Linked DNA regions of Homo sapiens: region 1 is linked to region 2. Evidence: read pairs that join two places in POLR2A ChIA-PET (ENCODE). Cell type or tissue: K562. All regions are shown on one strand. Each heading gives the region's core, and the rest is flanking DNA. Links, peaks and the distances in the headings are about the cores only.

Evidence for each region. Peaks named below come from ENCODE experiments on the same cell type or tissue, not always from the same donor. Only the 100,000 strongest peaks of a DNase experiment are listed, where the experiment ranks them.
Region 1: POLR2A ChIA-PET joins it to region 2 with 6 read pairs; 3 of 35 experiments call an interaction of 5 or more read pairs at or near these places.

What each region holds. Positions count from the first base shown.
Region 1 is chr16:84,541,997-84,552,173 of GRCh38, forward strand. No RefSeq gene overlaps it. Among named protein-coding and RNA genes, the nearest start is that of MEAK7, 42 kb to the left of the region's middle. RefSeq lists enhancers at 2,151-2,652, 2,653-3,152, 4,642-5,393, 5,394-6,144, 6,896-7,645. In K562, for the core only: no CTCF peak of the experiment used is centred there; a DNase peak (open chromatin) is centred at 7,737.
Region 2 is chr16:84,790,777-84,796,926 of GRCh38, forward strand. The region is part of intron 2 of LOC105371378 (a long non-coding RNA gene); the gene reads left to right. Among named protein-coding and RNA genes, the nearest start is that of CRISPLD2, 26 kb to the right of the region's middle. RefSeq lists an enhancer at 3,627-4,128. In K562, for the core only: no CTCF peak of the experiment used is centred there; no DNase peak of the experiment used is centred there.

The DNA.
Region 1 (10,177 bases), core at 5,176-10,175, 240 kb before region 2:
TCCATTTTCTGAATTTTTCATAATGCAGTTATAGTTCTTTTATAATGAAAACAGTTATAAAAATGTAAAAAACAAAATGAAACAATGAAACAGATCTTGGGCTAGTAGAGAAAGCGAAGTCTAATCTAGACTAAAGGCTGTAAATTGGCCACTAGCAGGTCTGACTTGCCTGAAGAATGTTTTGCTTGGCTGAGTCTTTGTTGTTTAAAAAAATATATGCATTAGCCTCTGTCACTGTAAAGTCAGGAGATTTCAGATAAAACTCCATCTTTCCCTGGACGCTTGTATTCCTATGACCCAGCAAGTCCACTCCTAGGATATACGCAATAGAAATGTACACACCAAAAGCCTAGAATGTCCTAGAATGTTCATAGCAGCTCTCTTCATAATAGCTTCAAATAAGAAACCACCCCAATACTCATCACAGTGGAATGGGTGAATAAATAGGGGTGTAAATTTGTGAAAATCATGTATTGGTTGATGTCTTCTGTCTCCCCAAAACATATACAACCAACCATGAAAAACTGTGCAAAAGTTGAGAAAGAATGATTTACAACTAAACCCTAAATTTGTATGGAGTTCAGACACGACGGGGAGGGAAAGCAGCCAGACAAAAAGTCCACCCTGTGTGTAAAACATTAACACAAACCAGCAAAGCCAAGCTCAGGTGTTAGGTCCAGGCAGCGGTCAGCTCGGGATGAGGGTGGGGGCTGTAGCCTCAACTTCCCAGGCTCAAGCCATCCTCCCACCTCAGCCTCCTGAGTAGCTGGGACTCCAGGCCTGCACCACTATGCCCAGCTAATTTTTAATCTTTTTTTTTTTTTTTTTTTGAGACAGAGTTTTGCTTTTGTTGCCCAGGCTGGAATGCAATGGTGCAATCTTGGCTCACTGCAATCTCCTCCTCCCGGGTTCAGGCGATTCTCCTGCCTCAGCTTCCCGAGTAGCTGGGACTACAGGCATGCACCACCATGCCCAGCTAATTTTGTATTTTTAGTAGAGACAGGGCTTTGCCATGTCGGCCAGGCTGGTCTCCAACTTCTGCTCCTGACCTCAGGTGATCTGCCCGCCTTGGCCTCCCAAAGTGCTGGGATTACAGGCGTGAGCCACCGCGCCCAGCCTTTAAATTTTTTTTTACAGTGATAGGGGTCTCATTATGTTGCCCAGGCTTGTCTCAAACTCCCGGGCTCAAGTGATCCTCTTGCCTCAGCCTCCAAAAGTGCAGGGATTGCAGTCGTGAGCCACTGCACCCAGCCCATATTTTTTTAAGTCAACCTACTGTGTGATTTTTTTTTCTGCCTTTCTCAGCATAACTCTAAGCAATAATGTCCACGAAGTCAGGGTTTCAGTGAGCTATAGAGTTCAGCAGTCAACAACACAGACAGTGGATCCAGAATGTCTAGGTTTAAAGCCTGCATCCTCTACAGTTGTGTGACTTTGGGCAAGTTACTTAAACTTCTTGGTCCTCAGTTTTCCCATCTGTAGAATGGGAATAATAATAATACCACATATCACAGGGTGGCCGAAAGGATTAAATGAGTGAATTATGTAGAGTTCTTAGAACAGCTGTGGGCATGCAGTGGTGTGCTGGTAACTGTTTAACAATGGCTTGGAAGGAAGGCCTTTACTGATTTCCAATTTCCCTGGTGTAAACACTTCCATTGTGGCTGATTTCAGGCTACCAATGAGAGGTCACTAAAGGTGGTTTTGGTAAAGGGGCCACTAGGTCATCCCAGGGTTGAAATAAGCAACTCTGTGACCACAGCCCAGATGTGCGTTTTGGAACAAAACCTAAGGAACCGTGGACAAGCCTTCTGACTTTAACTCTCTGGTTTGTTTTACGAGTCAGGGTCTCGCTCTGTCACCCAGGCTGGAGTGCAGTGGCACCATCATAGTTCACTGCAGCCTCGAACCCCTGAGCCCAGGTGATCCTCCCACCTTAGCCTCTTGAGTAGCTGGGACTACAGGCATGCCACCACGCCCAGCTAATTAAAAAAAATTTCTTTCATAGAGACAGGGTTTTGCCATGTTTTCCAGGCTGATATCACACTTCTGGGCTCAAGTGATCCCCCGCTCCAGCCTCCCAGAGTGGGATTACAAGCGCGAGCCACTGCGCCTGGCCTAGCCTCTGACATTAACTCTTATAAAAACACTGGAAAAGAAATATGACTCATGGGAAATTAAATAGCTGTCTTGTCCTTATAATGGATTCCTAGGGGTTCCCAGAGCACTCTGGGATGTGTGCACAGGGTCCTCCCTGCCAGGTGTCCCCAAGGGGAACATTCATTACAAACAGCGTTCACGCCACCTTCCTGCTTACCTGGTGCCCTGGCCTCGGCCGTCCCCTACCTTCCCTTTCTGGATTTATTAAAGATTCTTTTTACTTCTGTACACGTAACTCATGGAGGTGCCAGTTTGACCTTTGGAGAAATCTGTGTACAGCTCATCTCAACTTTCCCCACTTTTTATGTCATGAAGCCTGATCTACACACAGTTCGGAATTGCCCCCACACTCCCCCGCAGTCATTGTCACACTGCCAATATTTTACAACGGGAACGGAACACCTGTTTGCCGAGCACCCACGAGGGCCCAGGCATCCTCTTAGGTCTGGAACAGAGAAGGAAGGAAGCCAACGAAGCCACCCCCGAACACCGGCATCTGACAGAGGAGGCAGGCGGCGCCGGAGAACCCGAAGCAAACCATGTCATTGCAGCCCGAGACTCCTGCAAAGAAAATAAAGCAGACGAAGGGGCCTGGAGGCCTGAAACCTGGGCCGGGGGCATCAGGGGCTGCACACACCCTCATTTCACACCATCTGGGCATTTCCTCTGTGCCCCAGAGTCCCCAGGATCATTTCGTTTAAATGTGCAAAAATGAAATTCAATTTCTAACTGCACTCCGTGTGCTTATGAAGTAGTAGAAAACTCGGAAAGGTGGCACTTTAGGATAATTGACCTCGTTCAGGCTCAAAAGCCCCTTTGGCCAGTTCCTGGGTAAATTCAGGATTTGCATTCCATCGGGGCTATTCTCGGGTGTCCTCTCCTCCTGGCTGACCCCTGAGCCTGAATCCTGGGATTATTTTTAAAGCCTGGATATCACGCTGCTTCATGGTGCCGTGCAAAGCACTTGGTGTTTCCGTTACAGGGGGGACACCTGCCTGCTTCCAATTTTCGGCACTATAGATGATGCACGCTGCTGTCTCTGGAGGAATGTCACAGGATAATAGCTCATGTTCGAGGACTGCTTAGCCGGCCTGAAAGTTTTTGCAAGTATTAACTTATGTAATTCTCCCAACTCTCCTTGAGCAGAAGTTGCTATTGTTAGCTCCATTTTACAGATGGAGAAACTAAGGCACGGAGAGGTGAGGTGACGATAAGTGGCAGAGCTGGGATCTGAAGTGTCACAGAGAAGGGTGGGGAGGAGCTGGCACAGAGAGAAACAGCAAAAGTGGATTGCCTTCGCTCCATGCTCAGGACAAGTCTCCCTCTGATTAAGTGCACTGTGTTGAGAGGCCCCTGGGGAAGGTCTCAAAGCCATCACCCACAGCACAGATGGTGGAAGCTGGCACCCCTGCCATGCTGTGCTGGAAGTGTGCTTTGGTTACAGCCTGTGTGAAGGGCGACTTGACAGAGGCTGTCTCCATGTCAAAGGTGCATGTCCTGACCAGGGGCGGTGGCTCACGCCTGGAATCCCAGCACTTTGGGAGGCCGAGGTGGGTGAATCTCCTGAGGTCAGGAGTTTGCCAGCCTGGCCAACATGGTGAAACCTCGTGTCTACTAAAAATACAAAAATTAGCCAGGCATGGTGGCAGACACCTGTAATCCCAGCTACTCTAGAGGCTGAGACAGGAGAATCACTTGAACCCAGAAGGCAGAGGTTACAGTGAGCGGAGATCGCGCCACTGCACTCCAGCCTGGGACAGAGCGAGACTCCATCTCAAAAAAAATAAAAAATAAAACATGGTGCACGTCCTCTTTTGACCCTCTGCTGGCTATCTGTCCTCGGGAAATACCTGCCCATGTGCATGAAGAGGCATGGATGCTTATGCAGGGATGTTCCTTGCAGCATTGTTTGCAACAGTAAAGAATTGGAAATATCCTAAAATGCTCATCAGTAAGTGAGTGGTTAAATGATGGTACATTTACACTATGGAATCTGTTACCATAAGAAAGAATGCTATGTCTATATCTGGGTTTCTCAACATGGGTACAAGTGACATTTGGGCTGGATCATCCTTTGTGGTTGGGGGGGGGAGTGTCCTGTGCATTGCAGGAGGTTTAGCGGTATCCCTGGCTCTACCTACCAGATGCCAGTAGCACCAGCCTCCTTGGTGTGACACCCAGAAATGCATCCAGACATTGCCGAGTGTTCCCTGGGGGCAAAATTGCCCGTGGTTGAGGACAGCCAGTCTATATGCAGTGAAGTATAAAGGTCTCCAAAACAGACTAATACATGAAAAAAAAAGTTACAGAACTGTCTGCATTAAAAAAATACAATGCTGGTCAGGTGTGGTGGTTCAAATCTGTAATCCCAGATTTCTATTCTAAAAAATAGAAAAACGTAACTGGGCGTGGTGGTGCACACCTGTAGTCCCAGCTATTCAGGAGGCTGAGGTAGGAGGATTGCTTGAACCCGGGAGGCAGAGGTTGCAGTGAGCCGTGATGGCACCACTGCACTCCAGCCTGGGCAGCAGAGCAAAATCATGTCTCAATAAATAAATAAATAAATAAATAAAGCTAAGCTATTTATCTATATAGACATAGATACAGATACAGAGTCATGCATTCAACGAGTTTTATTGAGCACCTGCCCCATGCCTGGAACTGTTCTTGGTGCTGAGCAAGTAACGACGATCAAAATGAAGTCTCTGCTCTACTGGAGATTACCCTCTGGAGATTACACTTTGTCTTCTGGCGGGGAAAGACAGCAATGAACAAGCGAATAGACACACGGTATCAGGTGGTGATAAGTGCTACAAAGAAACATAAGTGGGGCTCGGGGACCTCGAAAAGACACAGGTGCTGTTTTAGAATGGGGTCAGGGCAAGGTGACATTCTACTCCACTAAGGTGACATTGAGCAGGGAGCTGCATGAATGAGGGACCAGCATGGGTACTTAGAGGTCAGTGGGCTCCAGGCACAGCAGGAGTCCCCCTGAGGCAGGATGGTGCTGTGTGAGCAGGAGGCCCAGCGAGGAGACCCGAGGGCCTGCAACAGAATAAATGAGGACCGTGGTGGGCGACGAAGCCAGTGAGACATTGGGGGCACAACCACAGCCGGCCTTGTTGCATAGCACTGACTTTGCTTTTCGCCTCGAGAACTGGAGCGATCAGGAGAAAATCCAGCTTGGAATGTAAAGAGGCCACGGTGGACGGTTCTGGGAGTAACGGAAGAGAAAAGGGGGAGGGGGAGAGGGAGAGAGAAAAGGAAGAAAGGGAGGAAAGCAAGGAGGGAAGAGGGGAAACACCAGATTGTCCAGCTCACTGACGAGTTCAAATCCCAGCTCCTCCACCTCCTCAGGCAACCAGCTTCGTCTCTCTGAGCCTCAGTCTCCTGTTGTGTAAAATGGTTTAACCACGCCGCCTCTCATAGGAGAGAATGATGTCACCAAAGTTCCCACTACGGCGCTTTTTCCGTAGGTCCCAAGTGAAAACAGAAGCTTCCCTCTGTCCTGCCCCTACCCCCAGAAGACCCAGCCAACTCCTCTGCAGCAGCAGCGCTGTGGCTCAGGGGCCCCTGTTTAGGCTGTAGGCTCCATGGAGGCCCAGAGGGAATGCCTTTCCACACGTCAAAGAAACCTGAGACTCAAAGAAACCTGAGACCCTAAGGTCGTATCAACTGCAGACCTTTGGGCCTAATGGCTATTGCCACGAAGAGCCTTTTAGAAAAACATCTCAGCAGGGGCCGGGTTTGAAGGCCCCCAGGGGCTTGTGGGAGGCAACATTTTCTTCTGTCTGACAGCCCCCTCCAACTCCCCCAGCCCGGGATCCCTCCCTGACAGCTGGTGGGCTGAGCCTGCTTCCCGAGGCTGGGCTTTGGGGTTGGGGTCTCTTTGTCAGCCCAGGAATAACCCAGCACCCACCCGCCCAACCCACACACATACACAAACAGTTCATTCACCCTGCAGGAGAGGTCAGGCCCTCCCACAGCATCTGCCCAAGATGCTCGCAAATCCACGGGGACAATCCCAGGCCTGGGGCATCTCCATGTCACATAGGAGGGGGGGGGGTGCTCAGCCGAAAGCGGGGCCTCGAGAGGCTCTAAAGACAGCAGCACACGGCTGGGCGCGGTGGCTCACGCCTGTAATCCCAGCACTTTGGGAGGCTGAGGCAGGCAGATCACCTGAGGTCAGGAGTTTGAGACCAGCCTGACCAACATGGAGAAACCCTGTCGTTGCTAAAAACACAAAATTAGCTGGACGTGGTGGCAAATGCCTGTAATCCCAGCTACTCAGGAGGCTGAGGCAGGAGAATCACTTGAACCCAGGAGGCGGAGGTTGCGGTGAGCCGAGATTGTGCCATTGCACTCCAGCCTGGGCAGCAACAAGAGTGAAACTCGATCTCAAAAAAAAAAAAAAAAAAAGCAGCACAGGGCTCACTTTTCCCTCAGACCCTGCAGGGCCATGGAAACAGCCACAGGGGCTCAGGCAGCTGAAGAGAATGTTCTAGAATCCACAAAGAGCCTGGCCTGGCAGGAGCCTGGGGACCTGGAGATGCAGCCGGGTGCATCTATTCAGGCTTTCAAGCCTCCAGCAACCTGGAGACCTGCTGTCTCCACGCCTCGCCTCTCACACGGAGCCAGCCTGTGGGGCGAGTGGCTGCCTGCTTCCACCACCCCGACTCCTCCGTGTTGGTTGGCCAGGGTAATGAGAATGTGCTTGTTTTGATGAAATGTCAATCACTTGTATATAAATATCTATATTTAGGACTCCTTTAGAAAATAAGAAAATCTGGGAGCACACAGTCACCATGCAGCTGCCCTCTTTAGAAAGACACGCGCCCTCCCCTGGCCACAGTCCCCACCTCTCCCTGTTGTCTCCTTGGTGCCCAGCCTCCAGCCCTCCTCCCCGTACTTGCCAGGCCCCGGAGGCCTTGGATCCCCAGTCCCCTGCCCAGAGATGCCCCGGGGCAGCCAACCCCATGCCAGACGAGAGTCTCAACCGAGCAGGGAGGCAGGCTGAGACGCAGGAGGCCTTGCCCACTTAGAATCAGCCACCAGTGATACAGAGGGTGGAGGAGGAGAGGCAGGAGGATGGAGGAAGGACATGCCAAGGTCTCAAGCTGGAGAACACGGGGCTGATGGGGAGGTGGCAGAGACAGGGCCTGCTGGGAGAAGCAGGAAAGGCAGAGAATGTGTCCATGCGTCCGGAGCCCTGACCTGTGGTGGGGCCGTTCTGTCGGCAACCGGGACATGCGCTTGTCTGAGTTCCAGGAAGAGAGAGCTGTGTGCACATCCTGTCATCAGAGCAGCTTGAAATAAATGCCCCTATTTGTGTATCCGATTGGCAACAAGTAAAAGATTAATGATAGGAGACAGAAAGCAGATGAGTGGCTGCCGGGGGCCAGGGAGGGGGTGGGGAGTGACTGCCTAATTGATACGAGTTTTCCTTTTGGGGTGACAGGAAAGTTCTGGGGCTAGAGCAGCGGGGGTGGCACAATATCGTGAGTGTGCTGAATGCAACGGACTGGATCACTTTAAAATAGTTAAAATGGTAAGTCCTATGTCGCGTGTATCTTACCACAGTTAAAAAAAGATGACTCATATCCATTGTTGGTGAGGGCAGGGGAAAGGGGGCAGACTGTCAATCAACACGTGGCTTCGGGAGGACAATTTGGTAATTCACATCCATAATGTCCTTTTTTATGTTTTAATTTTTAATTTTTATTTTTTGTAGAGACGGGGATCTCATTTTGTTGCCCCAGCTGGTCTCAAACTCCTGGCCTCAAGTGATCCTCCCAATTCGGCCTCTCGAAGTGCTGCGATGACAGGAATGAGCCACTGCTCATGCAGCACACATCGATAATTTAAATGGTTAGCCCAAAAATCTTTTAGAAATCCACCCCACAGAAATTCTGAAATAAAGACTTGTGTGAAAGGAGGTTCAAGACAGAAGTGTTCCTTAAAAGCGCAATTGCTGGAAACCATAGGAATGCCTTACCAGTTTTCTTTTGTTGTGTAACAAAGTACAACAAACTTGATGACTTCAGACAACACTCTTCCCTCCCCATAAAAACACCCAAGTCACTGGTGATGTCACAGTTCTGCAGTTGAGAAGTCTGGACAAGCACGGTTGGACTCTCTGCTCAGGGCATCCTAAGGCCAAAATCAAGGTGCCAGCTCACTGCATTCTCACCTGGAGCCCAAGGGCCTCTTCTGAGATCACTTGGTGGCTTTAAGACAGGGGTTCCCGTATTTCCCAACTGTGAGAGCCATGAGCCATCCTTACCTCCTGGAGGCCTTTCTGACCCACCCCCCGCAACAATGGAGAATTTCCCTGTTCCCTGAAGTCAAATCCCTCTCCTACTTACAATCTCCCTGTCAGAAAGAATCCCAGCCCTTTTAAGGGCTCGACTGATTGGGTCAGGCCCACTGAGGGTCATCTCCCATTCTCAAAGTCAACAATGTCATAAAACACACTCTAATCTAATCACAGAGTGATACCCCCATCACGTTGGTAGGATCCTTTATGGGGTATAGACGTCAGCCTCAACAGTGTCTGTCAACAGGGGACTAGTTCATCTCCATAATCTCAAATACTGGAGACTTTTTCAATAAATGAGATATCTCTATATGAACATTTTCCTTGAGGTGTTGTTAACGACATGCAAATAATTGATGCAATTTCATCAGTTTCCTTGATGTAATTGCAAAACTACACATATACCTATTATATATATATAATTTCATGTATAATTGTATATGTACAATTTCACTTACATATATAAAATTTCATTTTGTTAAAAAAAAAAAAAATCTATGCATGGCCCGGGTGCGGTGGCTCACACCTGTAATCCTAGCACTTTGGGAGGCCGAGGCAAGCAGATTGCCTGAGCTCAGGAGTTCAAGACCACCCTGGGCAACATGGTGAAACCCTATCTCTACTAAAATACAAAAAATTAGCTGGGTGTGGTGGTGGGTGCCTATAGTCCCAGCTACTCAGGAGGCTGAGGCACAAGGATCACTTGAGCCCAGGAGGCAGAGGTTGCAGTGAGTCTAGATCATGCCACTGCACCCCAGCCTGGGCGACAGAGTGAGACTCTGTCTCAAAAAAAAAAAAAAAAAAAAAAGAAATCTATGCATTCTTGTACAAGTGTGTGTATGTGTACATGCACAAAGAAAAGTCTGGAAGAATATAGACCAAACTATAAATAGCAAGTACCTCAAAGAAGGGAGGCTGTATGAAGCAGAATTCTCACTTTTTATTTTATATACTCTGTATTATTAAAATTAGTTACATTGAATATGTATTACTTTCACAGTTAAAAAGATTAAGGGCCAGGTACAGTGGCTCACGCCTGTAGTCCCAGCACTTTGGGAGGCTGAGGCGGGTGGATCACCTGAGGTCAGGAGTTCGAGACCAGCCTGGCCAACATGGTGAAACCCTGTCTCTACTAAAAATACAAAAATTACCCAGGCATGGCGGTGCACACCTGTCATCCCAGCTGCTCGGGAGGCTGAGGTAGGAGAATCATATGAACCCAGGAGGCGGAGGTTGCAGTGAGCTCACACCAGTGCACGCCAGCCTGGGCAACAAGAGCAAAACTCTGTCTCAAAAAAAAAAAAAAAAAGATTGAAACATTAAATTTAAAACAAGCTCACAATGTAATCACTAAATTTTTAAGGTTCATAAAGGAAAGCTGGTCCCCCCTGACTGGCCTCCCCCTCACTGGGAGAAATTCTCAAGCCAGCTCATCTTTTGTTTTGTTTTTTGTTTGTTTGTTTGTTTGTTTGTTTTGAGACAGGGTCTTACTCTGTCACCCAGGCTGGAGTGCAATGACACCATCATAGCTCATTGCAGCCTCAACCTCATGGACTCAGGTGATCCTCTAGCCTCAACCTCCCAAGTAGCTGAGATTACAGGTGCATACCATCACATCTGGCTAATCTTTATTTTTCTGTAGACATGGGGAGCCTCATTATGTTTCCCAGCTTGTGTCAAACTCCTGGGCTCAAGTGATCC
Region 2 (6,150 bases), core at 1,151-6,150:
TCACTGCAACCTCCGCCTCTCAGGTTCAAATGATTCTGCTGCCTCAGCCTCCGGAGTAGCTGGGATTGCAGGTGTCCGCCACCACGCCTGGCTAATTTTTGTAATTTTAGTAGAGACAGGGTTTCACCATGTTGGCCAGGCTGGTCTCAAACTCGTGACCTCAAGTGATCTGCCTGCTTCGGCCTCCCAAAGTGCTGGGATTACAAGTGTGAGCTTGGCCTCCAAGGGTTGTCTTTGTGGGATTGTTTGCCCTCCATCTGTTTGTCTGTGTATTCCCAGTTTTCTGCAATGGACAGTTTTTACGTTTCAAACGGGAAACTCTTTTCTCCTTCCGTGTCTCCATGCAAGCCCAGAGACGCCAGCATCATGTCTGTCTCCCATCCTCCACTTCTCTGACGACCAAAGGTCCTGGGTTCTCTGAGGCCTGCGCCTGGGCCTTGTTACAACCCAGCAGGCTTATCTTGATTCCAGTAATTGAGAGGCACATTTGCCAAGTTTATATACCCTCTTGAAACTCAAGTACTGGTTTGTGGATTAATGCGAGATTCAGTTGCATGCATTTGAAATGCAAGCGTCTAATTCCGCGTGTAAAATACGGGGCCACAGACCTCTTGGGCATTGCACACCATTCCATTCAGATGAGCGCAGCAAAAGCAAACTGTAACCCCTAGGATTAAATTCTCCTTTAAATACTCACGGGTTTTTAGCTTCGGGGGAAAATATGTCTGGGAAAAATATCTTGGGGTTTCATCAAACACTTGGAAAATAATCTGAAAACATTTTTCCAAACCCTCCATGCCTCCAGCCTGAATCCTAATTGATAGTTAATAACTACATCGACAGAAGCCTTCTCACTCTATCACGATTACTGGAAGGCTAAAGAGACATCTGTCTGGAGTACTGGGAGTGAAGCAAGGATCTCAGGATCACCAAGGATCTTGTCTGGCCAAGGTCTTTACCACACAAACAAGCTTTTTTTCACCCCCGGAAATACTTGCCCCGAGTCCACTGTCAACCATTACCAGAATCAGATCTCGGACCAATCGCAAGTGTATTTATGTATTCATTCATCAAACACTTATTGAGCCCCAACTCTGTGCCAGGCATTGCCTGTACTTGCAGGGAGATCAAAAATGAAAGGAGGTGAGCATTTTGACAGCTCTTGTCTTAGAGAGTTTGCAGCCAGTGGGAGAAAGCAAGACATCGGTAACTGGGAAAAGGCAGGGGTGCTCCGAGTCACAGAACAGAGCCCGTGGCTGGCAGAGCCCGGAGGAGGGTCTGGCTGGGCAGTAGATGTTGAATTCTATTTTTTTCAAAATCATTTTTTTCTATTCCAGATCCTTTGCTTTTCCACATCAATTTTTACTATCTACAAAAAGTCATGCTGGAATTTTGACTTGAATTGTGTTAAACCTCCACATCAATTTGGGGATAATTTACAGCATAGTTACATTTGAGCCCTCCAATCCATAAACACAGTATATCTCTGTTTTTAGGCCTTTGATTTCTTTTGTGAGCATTTTGATAAAGCATACAGATCATCCTCAAGTTTCGTCAGATTTATACCTGAGTATTTCATTTTTGGAGAGCTGTTGTAAATGGGTTTAACATTTTTATCATTTATGTATTTTTCATTGCTAGTATATAGAAATATGATTTTTTTTTGTCTGTTGGCCTTATGTCCTGAGATCTTGTTAAACTCATTATTTCAATAAGCTTTTTTGTTTGTTCATTTGGACAGCGTCTTGCTTGAGCCTCGGAGTTTGAGGCCACAGTGAGTGGTGCCATTGCACTCCAGCCTGGGCAAGAGAGTGAGACTCTGTCTCTAAAAAAACAAGTAAAACATAAAATACATTTATAAAAATAAAAAAAATCGATCAATGTAATCCATCATATTAACAATCTGTCACCCAGGCTGGAGTGCAATGGTGCAATCACAGCTGGCTGCAGCCTCGACTTTCCGGGTTCAAGCAGTCCTCCCACCTCAGCCTCCTGAGTAGGTGAGACCACAGGCATGCACCACCATGCTCAGCTAATTTTTTTTTTGGCAGAGATGGGGGTCTCACCATGTTGCCCAGGCTGGTCTCGAACTCCTGAGCTCAAGTAATCCACCACCTTGGCATCCCGAAGTGCTGGGATTACAGGTGTGAGCCCCCACACTCGGTCCAGCCTAAGCTTTTTAAATAGTTTCCTTAAGATTTTCTACATAGAGAATTATGTTATATGCAAATATGGACAGTTTTATTCTTTCCTTTCAGGTCCATGTGCCTTGGATTTCTTTTTTCTTGTTGTAGTTCATTGGCTGGGCCTCCAGAAAAGATGTTGACTGGGAATGGCAAGAGTTTATAAATTGTCTTTTCATGACCTCAAGGGAAGCATTCTCTTTGCCCATGAAGTCAGTCCGTTGCTAGCTGTGGAGTTTTTATGGATACCCTTTATAAGATTATGGAAGCCGGGCACGGTGATTCAGGCCTGTAATCCCAGCACTTTGGGAGGCCAAGGCAGGTGGATCACCTGAGGTCAGGAGTTCAAGACCAGCCTGGCCAATATGGTGAGACCCTGTGTCTGCTAAATTACAAAAAATTAGCCGGGTGTGGTGGCGGGCGCCTGTAATCCCAGCTACTCAGGAGGCTGAGGCAGGAGAATTGCTTGAACCTGGGAGGCAGAGGTTGCAGTGAGCTGAGATCATGTCATTGCACTCCAGCCTGGGCAACAAGAGTGAAACTCTGTCTCAAAAAAAAAAGATTAAGGAAGTGGCCTTCTGCTCTTGTTCTACCCTGGTTTTCTGAGAGTTTTTTTTTTTTTTTTTTATCATGAATGGATGTTGAACTTTGTCAGACTTTTTTCTGCGTCAGTTGGTATGATCATGTGGTTTTTCTTATTTAGTCTGTTAATATGATGGATTAATTGATAGTTTTTTTATTGTTATAAATTTATTTTTAAATTTTTCTTTAGAGACAGAGTCTCACTCTGTCGCTCAGACTGGAGTGCAGTGGCACCACTCACTGCAGCCTCGAGCACCTGGGCTCAAGGAATCCTCCAGCCTCAGCCCCCCAAGTACCTGGGACTACAGGTACATGCCAAGCTCACTTTTAAAATTTTTTTGTAGAGATGGGGTCTTGCTGTGTTGCCCAGGCTGGTCTCAAACTCCTGGCCACAAGTGATCCTCCCACATCAGCTTCCCAAAATGCTGGGATTACAGGTGTGAGCTACTGCACGCAAGTTTGATTGATTTTTAAAAAATGTTCCACCAGCCTTGCCTTCCCCAAATAAACCCCACTTGGTCATGGGGTTGTATGACCTATGACCAAAATATTAGCAAATATATATATTATTGAATACAACTTGCTAGTAGATTGGTGAAGATTTTCATGTCTATGTTCCTGATGGACATTGGTCTGCATGCATTTCTTTTCTTGGACTGTCTTTGTGTGGTTTTGGTATCAGGGTAATGCTGTCCTCATAAGATGAATGGGGAAGTATCCTCTTCTCTTTTATTATCTGGGAGACATTGTGTAGATTTGGTTGTTTCTTCTTTAGCTGTTTGGTGGAATTTGCCAGGGAAAGCATCTGGGCCTGAAGATGCTCTTTGGGAAGGTTTCCAGCTGCGTTGAGGTTTAGGCTGGGAGGGAAGAGCCTGGGAGCTCCGAAGGCTGGGAGGTACCCGAGTTCTGCTGCCTTCCCCAATCTGTCTGCTGCGTGTACTCTCCAGAGGCCCTCGATGGCAGCTCCCGCACTCTCTTCAGGGTTTTGGTTGCATTCAGTGGCAGATGCAGGGTGAGCAGGACAGGACAGGCTTATCTATTCTGTGGAGCCAAACCTCCATAGTTTTTATTTTCATAACACCAACCTGTGTGGGAGCCAGTGGCTGAGAGCATTGCAGGGCTCAGCACATCCTGACATCACAGGGACCCGGGAAGGCAGCCGACCTCCATGCAGGAACTTCCTCCTCTACAGCGTCACACAGGAGTCCCCTCCAAGGCCTCAGCTCTCCGAGGCACATGCGTGCTCCTCACCTTCCATTTCCATTTCGCGTGTTTTGCTGGCGTCAGTGCTGCTCTCCGTTGGAAATGCGGGAGCCGCCCCTAGCCATGTTACACGTGGAGAAGCTGCGGTGCCGGGAGGAAGAAGGCGGCGTTAAGTGGGCAGAGCTGAGAGTCACTCCTGGACTCCTGCGCTTGGGGCACCACGCACTGATCTGAGTGGAACCCCAGCCAGCCCGAACAATGCTGGGAGGGCACTGGGGCTCTCGGTCAGCAGGGCCCCACTCATCCAGGGAGTCAAAGTGCTTGGGTGAAGCGCGCACAGCCAAGAATCTATATTCTAAATATTAATATTTAATATTAATAATAACAATAACAAGAGCTCCTATGGATTAAACGCTTGCACACTGACCATTAAGCACTTAGCATTTATGAAGCACTTCCTACGACCTCTCCTTCATCTCGCTGCGGCCCTGCGAGGCCGATAGTGTTTATTATTCTCATTTACAGAGGAGGAAGGTGAGTCCTGGAGGAGGGAACAGACTCCCGGGGACACACGGCAAGGATTCCAGCCTGGGCCCATTTTGGTAGCGCTCCCTCACGGTGACAGATCCAGCCAGTGCGCCAGCAGACGCCCTTCACGGAAACCTCACGTAAAGGCTGAGTTAGTGCTGTCTCAGACGACTGCAGCGGCGTGGTGGGAAACGTCAGTAAAGAACGGTTTCCTTGAAAAGTCTGCACATTTATAGTGTGTTGTTTTGATTAGGAATTCTGGGAAGGCAGAGACGTCCTTCTGCGTGGACAGCTGCCATCCCTCCCGCTCTGCAACGCTGGCTCCTCCTGAAGATGGAGCAGGATTGCGTCACTCATGGGAACTTTCTAACCTTCTCTTCAGCTGACCTCCTCTGTGCTTTGGGAAGCCAGACTGACTCAGAGAGTTCCGTGTCCCCACCCCTTCCTTGGTGCTGGAAAGGAGGTGGAAACTCCTCAACTTCCTGTCATTAGGATTCATCTCGGAAATCTGCCACACAGGGCTACCCCGGGACCCTATCCAGGCAGGGGGGTGCGTCAGAAGCACTTCACCCCTGCAGGTGCAGGCACACTTACTCTCTTATTGGAGACACTGCCTTGCCTTGTCACCCAGGCTGGAGTGCAGTGGCACTATCAGGGCTCATTGCAGCCTCCATCTCCCAGGCTCAAGTGATCCTCCCACTACAGCCTCCCGAGTAGCTGGGATTACAGGCGTGCACCACCACACCCAGCTGATTTTTGTCTTTTTGGTAGAGATGGGGTTTCACCATGTTGGCCAGGCTGGTCTCGAACTCCTGACCTCAAGTGATCCACCCGCCTTGGCCTACCCAAAGTGCTGGGATTCCAGGTGTGAGCCACCACACCTGGCCAATTCCTGTACCCATTAAAAACTCAAGAAATCTTTGCCTAACCCAAGCTCACAAATGTTCTTCTGTGTTTTCTACTAGAAGTTTTATAGTGTTAGCCTTTACATTTAGGTATCTGATTTGACTGAGTTAACTTTTGTGTGGGAGGAGGTAGAGATCGAAGGTAATTTTTTGCATATGAATGATATCCGGTTCTTCCACGTGTTGAAAATACTCTCCTGTCCCCATTGAATTTGCCTCTGCGCCTTGCGAAAAAATTGACCATGTGGGTCTATTTCTAGACTCTGTATTCTTTTTGTTTTGTTTTGTTTTTGAGACAGTCTTGCTCCGTCACCGAGGCTGGAGTGCAATGGTATGATCTCAGTTCACTGCAACATCCGCTTCCTGAGTTCAAGAAATTCTCCTGCCTCAACCTCCCAAATAGCTGGGATTACAGGCACTCGCCACCACGCCCAGCTAATTTTTTTTTTTTTTTTTTTTTTTTTTTGTATTTTTAGTACAGACGAGACTTTGCCATGTTGGCCAGCCTGGTCTTGAACTCCTGACCTCAGGTGATCCACTCACCCCAGCCTCCCAAAGTGCTGGGATTACAGTCATGAGTCACTGTGCCCAGCCTCCTTTTTCTTTTTTTTTTTTGAGATGGAGCCTCGCTCTGTCGCCCCAACTGGAGTGCAGCTGTGTGATCTCGGCTCACTGCAACCTCCACCTCCCGGGTTCGAGCTATTCTTCTGCCTCAGCCTCTGGAGTAGCTGGTACTACAGGTTTTGCTA